Linked DNA regions of Homo sapiens: region 1 is linked to region 2. Evidence: read pairs that join two places in POLR2A ChIA-PET (ENCODE). Cell type or tissue: PC-9. All regions are shown on one strand. Each heading gives the region's core, and the rest is flanking DNA. Links, peaks and the distances in the headings are about the cores only. Region 1 overlaps CAMK1D (calcium/calmodulin dependent protein kinase ID). Region 2 has its middle 21 kb from the start of CAMK1D.

Region 1 (8,797 bases), core at 2,313-7,312, 360 kb after region 2:
ATATTTTGAAGGCTGAACTACTTATATACTTGGATTAAAAATTTACAATTCAGAATTTGCTCATTTAGCAAGATTTGCTGTGAATATAGATATTGCAGCAGTTGTAGAGAGAGTATTTTCCAAGTTAAAAATATTATGATCAGTAGAAAAGAATCAATTGAAGAAGGTGTGGACAATTTAAAACTTAGTAATCATCAAATGCAACTTTGAAGAAGACTGAAGACAGTTTTATGAAAAAATAAAAATAATACATGTTAAAAAATGAATTTCCCAGATACGGGTTTAGAAACATATAAATTAAAAATTTGATTGGCCAAAACTAACTATTCTGCTTATGTTATTTTCTGATATTTACTTAGTCAACACAAAGAAGTTAAATTTTTTTTTGCTTTAACAGAAAGTTATTTTAATCTTTGGAAAATTTCTATTTTTAAAAATAGTGATTAAGTAAGATTCTTTTTTTTTTTGGAGATGGAGTGTCTCTATCTCCTAGGCTGGAATGCAATGGTGCAATCTCGGCTCACTGCAACCTCTGCCTCCCAGGTTCAGGCGATTCTCCTGCCTCAGCCTCCCGAGTAGCTGGGATTACAGGTGCATGCCACCTCACCCAGCTAATTTTTTTTTTTTTTTTGAGATGGAGTCTCGCTTTGTTGCCCAGGCTGGAGTGCGGTGGCGTGATCTCAGCTCACCACAACCTCCGCCTCCCCAGTTGAAGTGTTTCTCTTGCCTCAGCCTCCCGAGTAGCTGGGACTACAGGTGCGCACCACCACGCCCAGCTGATTTTTGTATTTTTAGTAGAGATGGGGTTTCGCCATATTGGCCAAGCTGGTCTCAAACTCCTGACTTAGGTGATTCGCCCTCCTTGGTCTCCCAAAGTGCTAGGATTACAGGTGTAAGCCACTGCACCTGGCCATAAAATTCTTTTTATAAGCCTACCAATATGATAAAAACCAATTTATCAATTCATAAATTAAAATTTTAGATATATGGTGCTAACTTCAGTGGCACTTTTTACTCTCAAGATGGACCGATGGATAATGTTACACTTGTTCTGTGATAGCCCTTCCTGTCTTTTTTCACTGTGCTCCTTATGTGGTTTTTATCATGATTTATTTTGCTCTCATTTAGTCTGTCTCTTCTGACTATGAGCTTCTTGAAAACAGGATCATTGTTTTAGTAATTTCGCATCCTTAAGGCCGAAGATGCACAATGCCTGGTACATAATAGGTTCATAATAAATTATGAAGTAAATGAATTTAGGAATCCAGGTGTGTGTGTGTGTGTGTGTGTGTGTGTGTGTGTGTGTGTGTAACATGGACTAATCTATAAGTACAATTTTTAAATTCAACATTATACCTTTATTTTCATCAACCCCTCCAATAACCACTTATTCAGACCCCTAGTGACTAAGCAAATGAGACTGAAAACATTTCAGGGCAACTAGACATGTTATTTTTCACTCATCATAGATGCATGAGTGCACTCTGAAAATGATGAGGTTTCATTGCATACAAATGTGACATTTAATGTCGTTAAAACATACAAATTAGGCCGTAAGGAATAGCAAAAATGAAGGACAGGGTATTTCTTGTCTTTGAGAGTAGTGATGTGTACAGACATCACTAGTATACACTTGCTACAGAGCCCAGCGGCCAGTTTGTGCTGCTTAAGACAAGTCAGAGAGGCCTGTGTGCAGGGACCCGGTTGCAGTGGTGTTTTCTAATAGTTAGCATTTTAAGAAGCTAACATTCTTCCTGGAACAGAGGAGAACTTTGAGTTTTGTGACATTGAGAACTTTGATGTTTTCGGTGGATGGATCAGTGATATCCAACGGCGTCTCTGTAGGGTCAGATGTGCTAAGAAAGGAGAGAAACTGTGTTGGGTCAGAGAAGGGGGTATCTCGGAAGTAGCCACAACCAGGATATTTTCTGCTGAATTATGCCAAGTCGTTTGGAAGAACAGGCTCCAGGTATTTTAGGTTATAAGCCCTTGGTTAGGCTCCTCAAAGAAGATAACTAATTTAAAAAAAAATGTATTCCTCAATATAGTAGAAGATGATCAATTCATGATCTAAATACTAAAAGGCATCCAAATCGTGGGACTGTTTTAACATAATTTTTAAGTGATCACTTATTTTTAAAAAATCACATCACAGTATGAATTGAACAAGTTCCTATAGCCGTGGTTGGTAAAGACAATGTGACTGGTCAGCTTCTTGTGTAAATATATATTATACATCCCTATTTGTAATTCTTGTAATGAAAAGAAAACACTAAGAGAATATATTCAGAAGATGTTGGGAGTTTGGCCAATTTTTTTTTTTATCATGGTGCTATTTATTTAGTGTCAAGATCTTTAAACTCTAGAAACAAAGTTTACTGTATAAAACAGGCAAACATTTATCCAGGGTGGTTCATATATAATGCTCCAACTAGAATTGGAGGAGAACAGCTGCCTCCTGAGAGTTCAACAAGGTCTGTAAGCAGATAATGTTTTTCAAAGGTTCCTAGAGTTAAGCCTTGTTTTCCAAAGGTCTTTAACAACAGCCATTACTGGCTGGGCGCGGTGGCTCACGCCAACACTTTGGGAGGCCGAGGTGGGTGAATCATTTGAGGTCAAGAGTTCGAGACCAGTATGGCCAACATGGTGAAACCCCGTCTGTACTAAAAATACGAAAATTAGCCAGGCGTGGTGGTGCATGCCTGTAGTCCCAGCTACTCGGGAGGCTGAGGCAGGAGAAACACTTGAACCGGAGAGGCGGAGGTTGCAGTGAGCCGAGATCATGCCACTGCACTCCAGCCTGGGCGACAGAACGAGACTCTGTCTCAAAAACGAACAAACAAAAGCAATAGTCATTACTAACTCTGCTGTACTAGAACCTTTAGTGACCTTTAGTTGTAGATAAGTGTTAGAACCATTTGGAAACACCAGATATATCTGAGTTTCTGCATCTTTTACAAGGACTCAGTACTGATGACTGTGCTTCTCAGGTTCAGAAGAGCCACCAGGACTCAATAATAGCTACAGTATTAAGTTGGGTCAAAGATATGCCTTCCTAAGAAGTACGACTTGCTTAGCCAGTAGGAAATTGACCCCAGCCCTTTATAAAGAGCCTGGGCTGTTCATCATCTGTTTCCAGGAATAGTTCTCCAGCTGCTGAATTATGCATATTTTTATTCAGAAAAGTCACCCTAGGCCTTCTCGCTGGTGATTCACTGTCTCCCTGTTCTCAATCATCCTGGGCTGGAGAGATTGAGAGAGAAAGGATGGCATTTTCGAGTGGAAACAAGTCATGGAAGATGAAGGACTGGCGAGCGCCTAGAGACAGACTCTCACTTTCAGAACAGATGAGTGGGCAGTCATGGGAATTTTCGGCTCTTCGGGAAAGTTGTGCCGGAGATTATGAGGATTAGGTGGGACTTCTCTGCCTTTTCTGCTCTGCCCTTCAAGTACATCTTACTTTGTTCCAGCACTTCCAGACTACAGCTGCCCCCTCTGCTATGGCCCAGAGAGCTGATACATTCACTGTGTAGATAAAGACACACAGTTTTCTGGATTAGAATCACAGTGGCTACAGTGAGAGCCTTGAAATGTACACCTACCAGCTGGAACAGCAGTAGTTGCAGGGGTTCATTTTCTTTCTAAGGCTCTTTGCTGCTCACTTTAGCCTGTTTGGAAGTTAACATTGTTCACACATTGACAGTCCCATCATCTGTGCCATATACATATTTAGGAATATGCCCTGGATGAGGTTACTTTGTACGTGTTGATATGGAACGATTGCGAAGATATGATGTTAATGAATAAGTACCATGCATGATGTTGTAGTAGTACATACTTTTTATTTATTTATTTATTTTTTTTGGAGATGGAGTTTCGCTCCTGTTGCCCAGACTAGAGTGCAATGGTGCGATCTCGGCTCACTGCAGCCTCCGCCTCCCAAGTTCAAGCGATTCTCTTACCTCAGTGTCCCAAGTAGCTGGGATTACAGGCACGCACCACCACGTCCAGCTAATTTTTTGTTATTTTTAGTAGAGACAGGGTTTCACCATGTTGGTCGGGCTGGTCTGGAACTCCTGACCTCAAATGATCCACCCACCTCGGCCTCCCAAAGTGCTGGGATTACAGGCATTAGCCACCACACCTGGCCATATATACTTTTATTTATGGCTTAAAACAGAGTTATATAGAAACATATCTGCTTATTTGTACAGGAAGTGTCCGGAGGAATATATAGAAAACTGCTAGGCTTAATTCTCAGAGGGAAGATTGGGTGTTTGGAGTGGGAAGCAAACATTTTTTACTGTATACACTTGTACTATTTGAATTTTTTACCATATTAAAAAAGATTAAACAGGCTCTATTTGTACTTCTTCCCATGGCTTTAAGGCTTAATTATAAAAATCACTTCCCAGATCCATAAAAACCTTTAGTTCCCTCTAGCAGACTGGATCTTTGACTACCAACCTCAAATAGTAATTATTTTCATACCACCAATAATTCTCACAGCAGTGAGAGTCAGTTATCAATATGACAAAAAAATTTCATTTTTCTGGCGCAATCAGAGCGTAAAATCTTCCTCTGTAGAGAGATATGATTGAGAGAAGGAGGTAGGTACAGGGATGTGTAATATACTTGAAATAGGAAGAGACCTGAAGTGGTCCACTCTCAGAACATATTCATTTTTAATATCAGCCTTCGTACTGAGCCCTTAATGACTTGGGTCTTTAATTATCTCACTGAACAATTTATGTTGATTCAGGACCAGCTATTCTCTTTGATTTATTGATACTATGCTCAGAAAAAAAAAAAAATACACAGCATGTTTTGACAAAGTGCCTTTTAACACAATGCCTCCTGCGTTGTGCCCCAAAACCATGTGCCAGAAATTTTTTACATCTGTTTTCTCCCTACTGGGTTTTACATTTGTAGTAGCTGAAAAGGTGCAGTTTGATTCCCGTTACGACTTCAATATATGATTGTGGAATCTCTGTGAGCTGACGAGCTCCTAATTTTGTTGTAATGTGAAGTGGCTGATGGATGGTGGTGATTGGCGTCTAAATTCTAACTAAATTATATTCTCACATGAGCAAATCTTGAAACCAAAGGCACATGATCAAATCATTAAACCAAAGGCATATGTACAGCTCAGAAGTGTCCAAGACAAAGGGTGGAAGGCATCACACTAGGACAGGAGGCATCATTTGCCCCAGTGCAAACAAGAGAGCCATGACTGAAAGCAAAGCCAGATCTCTCAATTCCGGAGACAAATCAAAAAGAGGGGATGCTGAAGTTCACAGCTGTTGCAGGCTACAGTGTCAGGAATTTTCCTCCCCATTGATGAGCTCTAAGGCTGTAATAGATTGTGCTTTCTTGCCAATATACCTCCTGTTCCTTCCTCCCAAGGTTCTCAAGGTCTCAGGAACATCTTGACTCATAAGCCCAAGAACAGCATGTTTCAGTGATCGATAGTCTTTGAGTATAGCCATAAATACAACTGATTAATGATCTGTATGTCTGATGTAGGTGTTAAAGTTAGTTGAAAACAATCGCTGCCTACTAAAAATGGGCATGACACAAAACAGGAGGGAATTAAGGCGAATGAAATATCCATTTAATGCAGGCTCTGCTGACAAAGTATTTCATGTTCTGATTTGTTTAGTAAGGTTAGGCAATATCCTTGTGACATGTGTCATTACCTTTTCCAGTCTACCCTTTAAGGACCTATTTAGTTCTTTCTCCACCTGAAGTCTCTCCTGGGTACTGGGTGAACACGTGGCTTATGGTTACACCTGTGGGGCTGGGTTGGCAAAACTCTGCTTAGTGTGAATGACTGAATCTTAGTGTCGTAGCATCTGGAACATAGTTCTGCTTTCATCCCCAAAAAACTAAATCATTTATTGAAATATGATTAAATACAAACCAATCTAATTACTAACTTCTCTTTAGCCTCTGGAAAAAAAGGTACATATAGGAGAGAAAGATTTAAAGAATTACAAACAGGTCAGTAGAATTTGGGGCCTTAATTTTACCAGTTTTTTTTTCTTGCCATGTTTGCAGAGAAAACTCCTTGTGAACCCTAAGATCCACAAAGGAGGTCGTGACGTTGTGCAGATCCTTCAAGGGCCTAGAATTCCTTTAATTTCCAAAACGCTGGCAGCATTAGTTTAGCCTCAGATGTCTCTAAAATGAGTTACATTCTTTTATTTTTTATTTTTTATTTTTTTTGTGACAGAGTTTCGCTCTTGTCGCCCAGGCTGGAGTGCAATGGCGCGATCTCAGCTCATCGCAACCTCTGCCTGCTGGTTTCAAGAGATTCTCCTGCCTTACCCCCTGAGTAGTTGAGATTACAGGTGCCCTCCACCATGCCCGACTCATTTTTGTATTTTAGTAGAGCCAGGGTTTCACCATGTTGGTCAGGCTGATCTTGAATTCCTGACCTCAGCAGATCCACCTGCCTCGGCCTCCCAAAGTGCCGGGATTATAGGCGTGAGCCACCACGCCCAGCCCATTCTTTCAGATTTTTGAGAAGGTGATTCAGGCTTCTGAGGGAGAAAATATTAAGTTCCCTTCTCTTCAGTCCCATAGAATGCTTAGCAGCGGGAGGATGGTGTTCTACCCATTGCCTTCCTGCTTCATACAACTTGGACTAAACTGAAAGGAAGGACATGATGCTCACTCTGTTGGGGTGACTCTCTGTTGTCTCAGGAGGTTTCCCTAAGCAACCAGCTTGGGGCACCAACTTTAGTCATTTACTCAGTTCTCTCCTCCTGCCCACCCCTGCTCTTTCAAGCAAAGCTGAAACGATATTAATTGGTTAAGTATACTCATTAACTAAACAAACTATACTCTTTAGTAACCTATTTCGCCTGTTAGTAGTTTGACCACCTGCTTCATAAAGAAGTCATGTTTCTCTCTCACCCTCATCCCACATTTAAAATGCATTTGAACAGAAAACTCAGGTAAAAGTACCCGTGAAGTGGTTTTCTCACAAGAGTAGATATTAAGAATTGGTTTGAACTTGCCGGGCGTGGTGGTGACACCTGTAATCCCAGCACTTTGGGAGGCCGAGGCGGGCGGATCACCTGAGGCCAGGAGTTGGAGACCAGCCTGACCAACGTGGTGAAACCCCATCTCTACTAAAAATACAAAATTAGCCAGGCCTGGTAGTGCATGCCTGTAATCCCAGCTACTCGGGAGGCTAAGGCAGGAGAATCGCTTGAACCCAGGAGGTGGAGGTTGCGTTGAGCCGAGATCATACCATTGTAGTCCAGCCTGGGCGACAGGGCGAGACTCCACCTCAAAAAAAAAAAAAGAAATGGTTTGAACTGAGCCTGCTATTTATAATTTAAAATGTCTTTATATTCAGCTTATTATTAAGTGGGGGGAAAATGAGGTCTATGTTGGGTGAATTCATTTTTATGGTTCATTCTGGTTTGGAGTTCAACCTTTGATTGAAAGGTTTATACAAAGTAAACAAGACATTAACATACGGAGGGCTGTCATGTACAGAGATTGTCGGTGCTGGCAAATATTTATGTTGTTTTGTGACTTGGTGTTGACAGTAGCACTGTCCTGTGACCTGAGTACGGCCTCGTGCTCTGTGGCTGTGGCTGGTCATTTCTCTTCCATCTCCGTGTGGACCTGATAGCTTCACTCAGGCCTTGTGTTGAACGCCTGTCTCACATGACTGTAGACCTGGTGACCCAGAGAACTGCCAGAAATATGTGTAGCCACCATTTATGGAGTACTTCCTGTGCCAGCCATTGTTCCATATACTGTGTCTTGACTCATTTCATATCTCAGTATCTATTATGGAGGTTGTTAATAAAAGACCATGAGATTTGTGGAGGAAGAGTCATTTTCTATAAGAAACAATCTGTAGATTGGAGAGACGCAGCCTCCAGTGTAAAACAGAAGCACAGCCTGTAGAAGGGAGGGCGAAGTTGTTATTTATGCCTTACGAGACCTGTCTTATGTACGTATTTAGTAGATTTGGGAGAAATCTGTGAATATTTATGAGGGGGGTCAAGTGCCTGTGTAGTAGATAAACATATATGTAACACACATCTCATGTTCACTTTGAGGCTGTGTTTTAGCCTCACAGTGAGGTAGAATTTGGCTCCTATGTCAAAAGATGAACTGCAGACGCACAGTTTGTGTGCAGTCTCTCTAAGCTGGCTGAAACTGGCCTAAGGTCTGTGACTGTTTATGAGGAAAGATTGTTTATAAAGCCATGAGGCCAGTCCTCTGAGTTGTTGCAGGACTGCGTGGTGCGGGGGTGAGGGTCATGGGGATTGGGAGAGCTGGTGTCAGGCAGTTGGGGGCAGTTGGGAAAGTTTTCACTGTGCTTGTTTTGACGATGTTTTTTAGTAGCTGGTTTCTGTTTGATTACAGAAAAGAAAGCCTTGTGGCACTTAGTAACACGGGATACGTGACCAACCCCTCACCCTGTTATGGCCACTAGGTGTTGTTTTTCATCTGTCATTTTAGCCACAGGGAGCCCTTTCTCTCTGTTGACTGGGGGCGTCGTTTCACAAAGTCAACTCAAGTCAGAGATGACAGGTCAACACCATAGTTCCATGATGCAAACAATCACACCTGCGTGGCTGAACCATGAATCCCTGAAACGGCAAAGAGGGTATCTGGAAACTTGCTCTTTCTTTCCCTCAACTTACTGAAGACTGACTGTAAAGGGATGCTTGCAACTGAAGAAAGGCTGGGGTGGGTGAGCTTTCTAGAAATTGGACTGCTGCATGAAATAGTAGGAAATAGGAAGGCAGCCTCCAGTGTCGGT
Region 2 (6,440 bases), core at 1,086-6,085:
CAGGAGAATCGCTGGAACCCAGGAGGCAGAGGTTGCAGTGAGCTGAGATTGTGCCACTGTACTCCAGCCTGGTGACAGAGCAACACTCTGTCTCAAAAAAAAAAAAAAAAAAAAAAAGAAATGTTCTAGATTCTAATGAAGAATGATGATATAGTTTGGATTAAGTATCTTGGACTGTTTTTTTTTTTTGTTTTTTACTTTATTTACTTTTTTTGAGATGGAGTTTTGCTCTGTCACCAGGCTGGAGTGCAGTGGCATGATCTTGGCTCACCACAACCTCTGCCTCCCGGGTTCAAGCGATTCTCCTGCCTCAGCCTCCCAAGTAGTTGGGACTACAGGTATGTGCCACCACGCCTGGCTAATTTTTGTATTTTCAGTAGAGACGGGGTTTCACCATATTGGCCAGTATGGTCTTGATCTCCTGACCTTGTGATCCGCCCTGCTTGGACACCCAAAGTGCTGGGATTACAGTCATGAGCCACGGCCCCCGGCCTGTCTTCAGTTTTTTGCATCGTACCTAAGTGTGGACTTTTACAAATTTATGTTGCTTGGGATTTGCTGGGCTCTTAAAAACTGTGAGTTGATGTCTGCCGTCAGCTCTGGAGAATTCCTGGCTATTATTTCTCCAAACATTGGCTTTGCTCCAGTATCTCATTCTTCTTTCTTTCTGTATGTCAATTAAATGTATGTTAGATCTTTTTAACACACTCTCCTTTTCATATTTTCCTTTGTTTTTTTTCTTTTCAAGCTGAATTCTGTATAGTTTTTTCTGACCTGTCTTCTGGTTCACTAATTCTCACTTCAGCCGAGATGATCTGCTATGAAGTCAGCCGTTGGCTTTTTAACTTCAATGACTGTATTTTTCAGTTTGAGAATTTCTAGTTGGCCATTTAAAAGATCTTTTATGTCATTTTCTATAGTTTCCTGTTGCTATAATTGTCAAGAGTAGCTTTTATGTTTCTGAAGGCGGTAAACAGAGTTGTTTTATGGCCTGTGTCTGAGAATTCTCATTTCTAAAGTCTCTGCGAGTTCGTTTGCACTCTTGGCTGTTCCTGCCATCCTAGCTCTTAATGCCTTGTTTTCTTTTTTCTCTCTTTTTTTTTTTTGTGACGGAATCTTGCTCTGTCATCCAGGCTGGAGTACAGTAGTGTGATCTCTGCTCACTGCAACCTCCACCTCCCTGGCTCAAGCAATCCTCCTACCTCAGCCTCCTGAGTAGTTGGGATTACAGGTGCGTGCCACCACACCCAGCTAATTTTGTATTTTTAGTAGAGACGGGGTTTCGCCATGTTGGCCAGGGTGGTCTCGAACTCCTGGCCTCAAGTGATCCACCTGCCTCAGCCTCCCAAAGTGCTGGGATTACAGGCTTGAGCTACCACGCTGGGCTGTGATGTCCTGCTTTCCTGAGTGCCTGAATTCTCTTAGGTGGTATCGGCCACTGCATATGTATGAATATATATATATGAATAATGGTGGAGTCTTCCAGAGAGGTTTTTAGCTGTGTCTGCCAGGCCTTGAGGCACCACCAGTCTGGAACCACCTTAATCCAAGTTCAAAGTTTGAGACTCCCGGACCGCCCAGACGATCTGAACTTGACTGTGAGCCTGAGGGCTGCATACTTGCCCTTCTCCCCAACCCTGAGGAGCTTGCTTGACATGGGGAGTGGTGTATCTGGATCCCCAGCCTTGGCAGGTCCTGGGCTCTGAATTGTGTTCAAAGCCTGTGAGACTATGGAAAGAATAGCTCATTTTCAAAGCTGTTTTTTTTTTTTTTCTTTTTTTCCAGATTGACAAATGCCTTAGAATAAAAGCTCTGTGGGCTGGGCAAACCACTTCTGGGTTTGTCCTGGCCTTGATTTTGGCAGATGTTTCTTCGCTACCTTATTATCATTTTGATGCTCTTAAGAAAACTAAACAAATCTTTCAGCCAGCTTTTAAGTTGTCTTTCGTAGGAGGGTTGATCTAAATTACTTAACCTGCTATTGGCAAAGGGAAAAGTACCAGGTGACCTAGGTTCAAATCCTAGGTGTGTCTATCACTTCCAGCTGGCTGATGTCAGCCAAGTTTGTTTCCTCATCTATCTGATGCACACAGTAAACCCTACCTACTTGACTGTGTGGCTGTGCAATTTAAAAGTGAACATTGTTTTTTGTAAAGGGGTGTACTCACAGGTTTGTTTATTGTTTATGTCCCACACTAGAATGTCAACTCCAAAAGAATGTCACTTCACTGGTATTTCCCCAACAATGCCTGATACATAGTAGATGCTCAATCAACATGGACTATAGGAAGGGTTACTTTGTAAAGATAATCAAGTACTTACCCAGGATACATGTATGTAGGCTGGGTACAGGCGCTCATGCCTGTATTCCAAGCATTCTGGGAGGCTGTTGTAGGATCACTTGAGGCCAGGAGTCTGAGACAAGCCTGGGCAACATAGTGAGACCCCCATCTCTACAAAAATAATTTTAAAAAAATTAACTGGGCATGGTGGCATGCACCAGTAGCCCCAGCTACTCAGAAGGCTGAGGCAGGTGGATCCCTTGAGCCCAGGAGTTCAAGGCTACAGTGAGCTGTGATGGCACCACTACACTCCAGCCTGGGTGACAGCAAGATTTTGTCTCTGAAACATTTTTTTTTTTTTTGAGACTCACTCTGTCCCCAGGCTGGAGTGCACTGGTGCCATCTCAGCTCACTGCAACCTCCACCTCCCTGCTCCAAGTGATTCTCCTGCCTCAGCCTCCTGAGCAGCTGGGATTACAGGTGAGCGTCACCACACCCAGCTGATTTTTTATATTTTAGTAGAGATGGGGCTTCGCCATGTTGCCCAGGCTGGTCTCAAACTCCTGACCTCAGGTGATCCACCCATCTTGGCCTCCCAAAGTGCTGGGATTACAGGTATGAGTCACTGTGCCCGGTCTGAAACTTTTTTTTTTTGAGACAGAGTTTGCACTGTCACCCAGGCTGGAGTGCAGTGGTGCTATCTCGGTTCTCTGCAAGCTCGGTCTCCCGGGTTCACGCCATTCTCCTGCCTCAGTCTCCTGAGTAGCTGGGACTACAGGCGCCCACCACCAAGCCCGGCTGTTTTTTGTATTTTTAGTAGAGGTGGGGTTTCACCGTGTTAGCCAGGATGGTCTCCATCTCCTGACCTCGTGATCCGCCCACCTTGGCCTCCCAAAGTGCTGGGATTACAGGCGTGAGCCACTGTGCACGGCTGAAACTTTTTTTTTTAAACCAAGCTTTGAACTTGGACTAAGGTGGTTCCAGAATGGTGATGCCCCAAGGCTTGGCAGATACAGCTAAAAAAAAAAAAAACCCCAAAAACAAAAAACAAAACAAAAAAATCCCAACATGTATTTAAAGATAAAACCATATCAGAAAACTGCACTCTTGGGGATCAAGATCAAATCTTCATATCAGCATCTACTGTGCAGAAGATCCTGTTTCCCTTTGTTAGTTTCTAAACCTGGTTGTTAGATTAATACAATCATTCTTACTTCATTTTAATTTTTTACTTGATATGATTTTTTTTTTGAGACAGAGTCTTGCTCTGCCACCCAGGTTGGAATGCAGTTGCACAATTTCGGCTCACTGCAACCTCCACCTCCCAGGTTCAAGCAATTCTCCCGCCTCTGCCTCCTGATTAGCTGGAATTACAGGCATGTGCCACCACACCCGGCTAATTTTTGTATATTTTAGTAGAGACGAGGTTTTGCCATGTTGGCCAGGCTGGTCTTGAACTCCTGACCTCAGGTGATCCGCCTGCCTAGGCCTCCCAAAGTGCTGGGGTTACAGGCGAGAACCACCGCGTTCGGCCCCTTGATATGATTTTGAACAGGATCTTTATCTTCAGTGAAAGGCTGATATTCCATTTCTTTATGGAAACAGTCTTGACTGTTTGGGCACTTGGGCTGTTTCCAGTTTTGGGCTATTAGAGATAATGCCAGCTTCTTTGTCAGCTGACGTCAGTGAAAATGGTGAAATGTGTCTATTGTCAAACCTTGACACTGTGTTCAGGCCCATTTCAGAAGTATCTTTCGGTGCTTGAAATTTGGCATCCTCTATAGTATAAACAAGATTAACAAAAATTGATTCCTTTGCCTCCCAAGGGAAAAACTCAGGCTATTTCCAAAGGAGATCAAAGAAGGATGTTCAAAATGGAATTCAGAGTCACTGTGGAATCTTAATGATAAACTTTGGTATTTCCTTTGACCAAAATTATTTTAATAAATGCTCTAGCAAACATTGCCACTGGTACATTTTTTTTTTTTTTTTTAACCAAGGAGTGATTTAGAAATGGTAAGGTGATTTACCTTAAGCCATAGAAGCTGGGGTGCTGACTGACTCATTCTGTATTCTTCTGCAGCTTTTTAGATAAAGAATTACCATAATTTTTTTTTTCTTTTTGAGATGGGGGTCTCACTCTGTCACCCAGGCAGGAGTGCAGTGGCACCATGATGGCTCACTGCAGCCTTGACCTCCCAGGCTCAAGCAATCCTCCCACATCAGCCTCCCCAGTAGCTGGGACCAAGGCACATACCATCATGCTCAGTTATTTTTTTGTATTTTTGGTAGAGATGGGGTTTTGTCACATTGCCCAGGCTGGTATCACTCTTGGCCTCAAGCAATCCTCCCACCTTGATCTCCCACAGTGCTGGAATTACAGGTGTGAGCCACCATGCCTGGCCAAGAATTACCATAATTTTATAATCAGAACAACTGAGTAACCGAAGTATGCTTTTATTTCATGCTCAAATAAAACTGATCAAGTCATCTTGTTTTTCAAGTGAAAATTCCTGACAACAACAGTAGCTACTATTTATTGACTGCCTTTGGTTTAGGTATTTTACAGTCACTCACTGTCTAATGTTCTTAAAACAACCTGGCAAAGTAAATACAGATGCTCTCTGACTTATATGATTGGGTTCTGTCCTGACAAACCATTGTAAGTTGAAAATTATGTTAAGTTGAAAATGCCTTTATTTCTTTAATTAATTATTTATTTGAGACAGAGGCTCTCTCTGTCGCCCAGCTGGAGTGCATCTGCTTACTGCAACCTGCACCTCCCGGGTTCAAGTGATTCTCCTGCTTCAACCTCCTGAGTCGCTGGGATTACAGGTGTGCGCCATTATGCCTGGCTTTTTTTTTTTTTTTTTTTTTTTTTTTTTTTTTTGAGATGGAGTGTCACCCTCTGGCCCAGGCTGGAGTGCAATGGTGCTATCTCAGCTCACTGTAACCTCTGCCTCCTGGCTTCAAGCGATTCTCCTGCCTCAGCCTCCTGAGTAGCTGGGATTACAGGCACACACCACCACCCCCAGCTAATTTTTGTATTTTTAGTAAAAACGGGGTTTCACCATGTTGGCTAGGCTGGCCTCAAACTCCTGACCTCAGGTGATCTGCCCGCCTCAGCCTCCCAAAATGCTGGGATTACATGCGTGAGCCACCACGCCTGACCAATTTTTTTAGTTTTAGTAGAGACAGGGTTTCACCATGTTGACCAACCTGGTCTTGAACTCCTGACCTCAAATGATCTGCCCACCCTGGCTTCCCAAAATGCTGGGATTACAGGCGTGAGCCACCATGCCCGGCTGAGAATGCATTTAGTATAACTAACCCACCCAACATCACATCTTAGTCTGGCCTACCTTACATGTGCTCAGAACGCTTACATTAGCCTATAGTTGGGCAAAATCATCTCACCCAAAGCCTATTTTAAAATAAAGTGTTGATTTGGGAGGCCGAGGTAGGTGGATCACCTGAGGTCAGGAGTTCAAGACCATCCTGGCCAACATGGTGAAACCCCATCTCTACTAAAAATGCAAAAAAATTAGCTGAACATGGTGGCACACGCCTGTAATCTCAGCTACTCGGGAGGCTGAGGCAGGAGAATTGCTTAAACCTGGGAGGCAGAGGTTGCAGTGAGCTGAGATCGTGCCATTTCACTCAAGCCTGGGCGACAAAGCAAGAGTCCCTCTCAAAAAATAAATAAATATGCCTGGCAAGGTGGCTCATGCCTGTAATCCCAGCACTTTGGGAGGCCGAGGTGGGCGGTTCATGAGGTCAAGAATTTGAGACCAGCCTGACCAATATGGTGAAACCCCATCTCTACTAAAAATACAAATACTAGCGGGGCGTGGTGGCGCACGTCTGTAATCTCGGCTACTCAGGAGGCTGAGGCAGGAGAATCCCTTGAACCCAGGAGGCGGAGATTGCAGTGAGCCGAGATTGCACCACTACACTCCAGCTTGGGCAGAAAGAGCGAAACTCTGTCTCAATAAATAAATAAAAAGTATTGAGTATCTCATGGAATGTATTGAACACTGTGCTGAAAATGAAAAGCGAACATTTGTATAGGTACTCGAAGTATAGTTTCTTTTCCTTTTTTCTTTTTTTTTTGAGACAGGGTTTCACTCTGTTGCCCAGGCTGGAGTGCAGTGGTGC

The links. ChIA-PET counts read pairs that join two places held together with the same protein. Peaks named below come from ENCODE experiments on the same cell type or tissue, not always from the same donor. Only the 100,000 strongest peaks of a DNase experiment are listed, where the experiment ranks them.
Region 1: POLR2A ChIA-PET joins it to region 2 with 7 read pairs; 3 of 35 experiments call an interaction of 5 or more read pairs at or near these places.

The regions. Positions count from the first base shown.
Region 1 is chr10:12,682,474-12,691,270 of GRCh38, forward strand. The region is part of intron 3 of CAMK1D (calcium/calmodulin dependent protein kinase ID); the gene reads left to right. Among named protein-coding and RNA genes, the nearest start is that of MIR4481, 34 kb to the left of the region's middle. In PC-9, for the core only: no CTCF peak of the experiment used is centred there; no DNase peak of the experiment used is centred there.
Region 2 is chr10:12,325,607-12,332,046 of GRCh38, forward strand. It overlaps the pseudogene RN7SL198P. Among named protein-coding and RNA genes, the nearest start is that of CAMK1D, 21 kb to the right of the region's middle. In PC-9, for the core only: no CTCF peak of the experiment used is centred there; DNase peaks (open chromatin) are centred at 2,125 and 3,595; H3K27ac peaks cover 1,441 bases.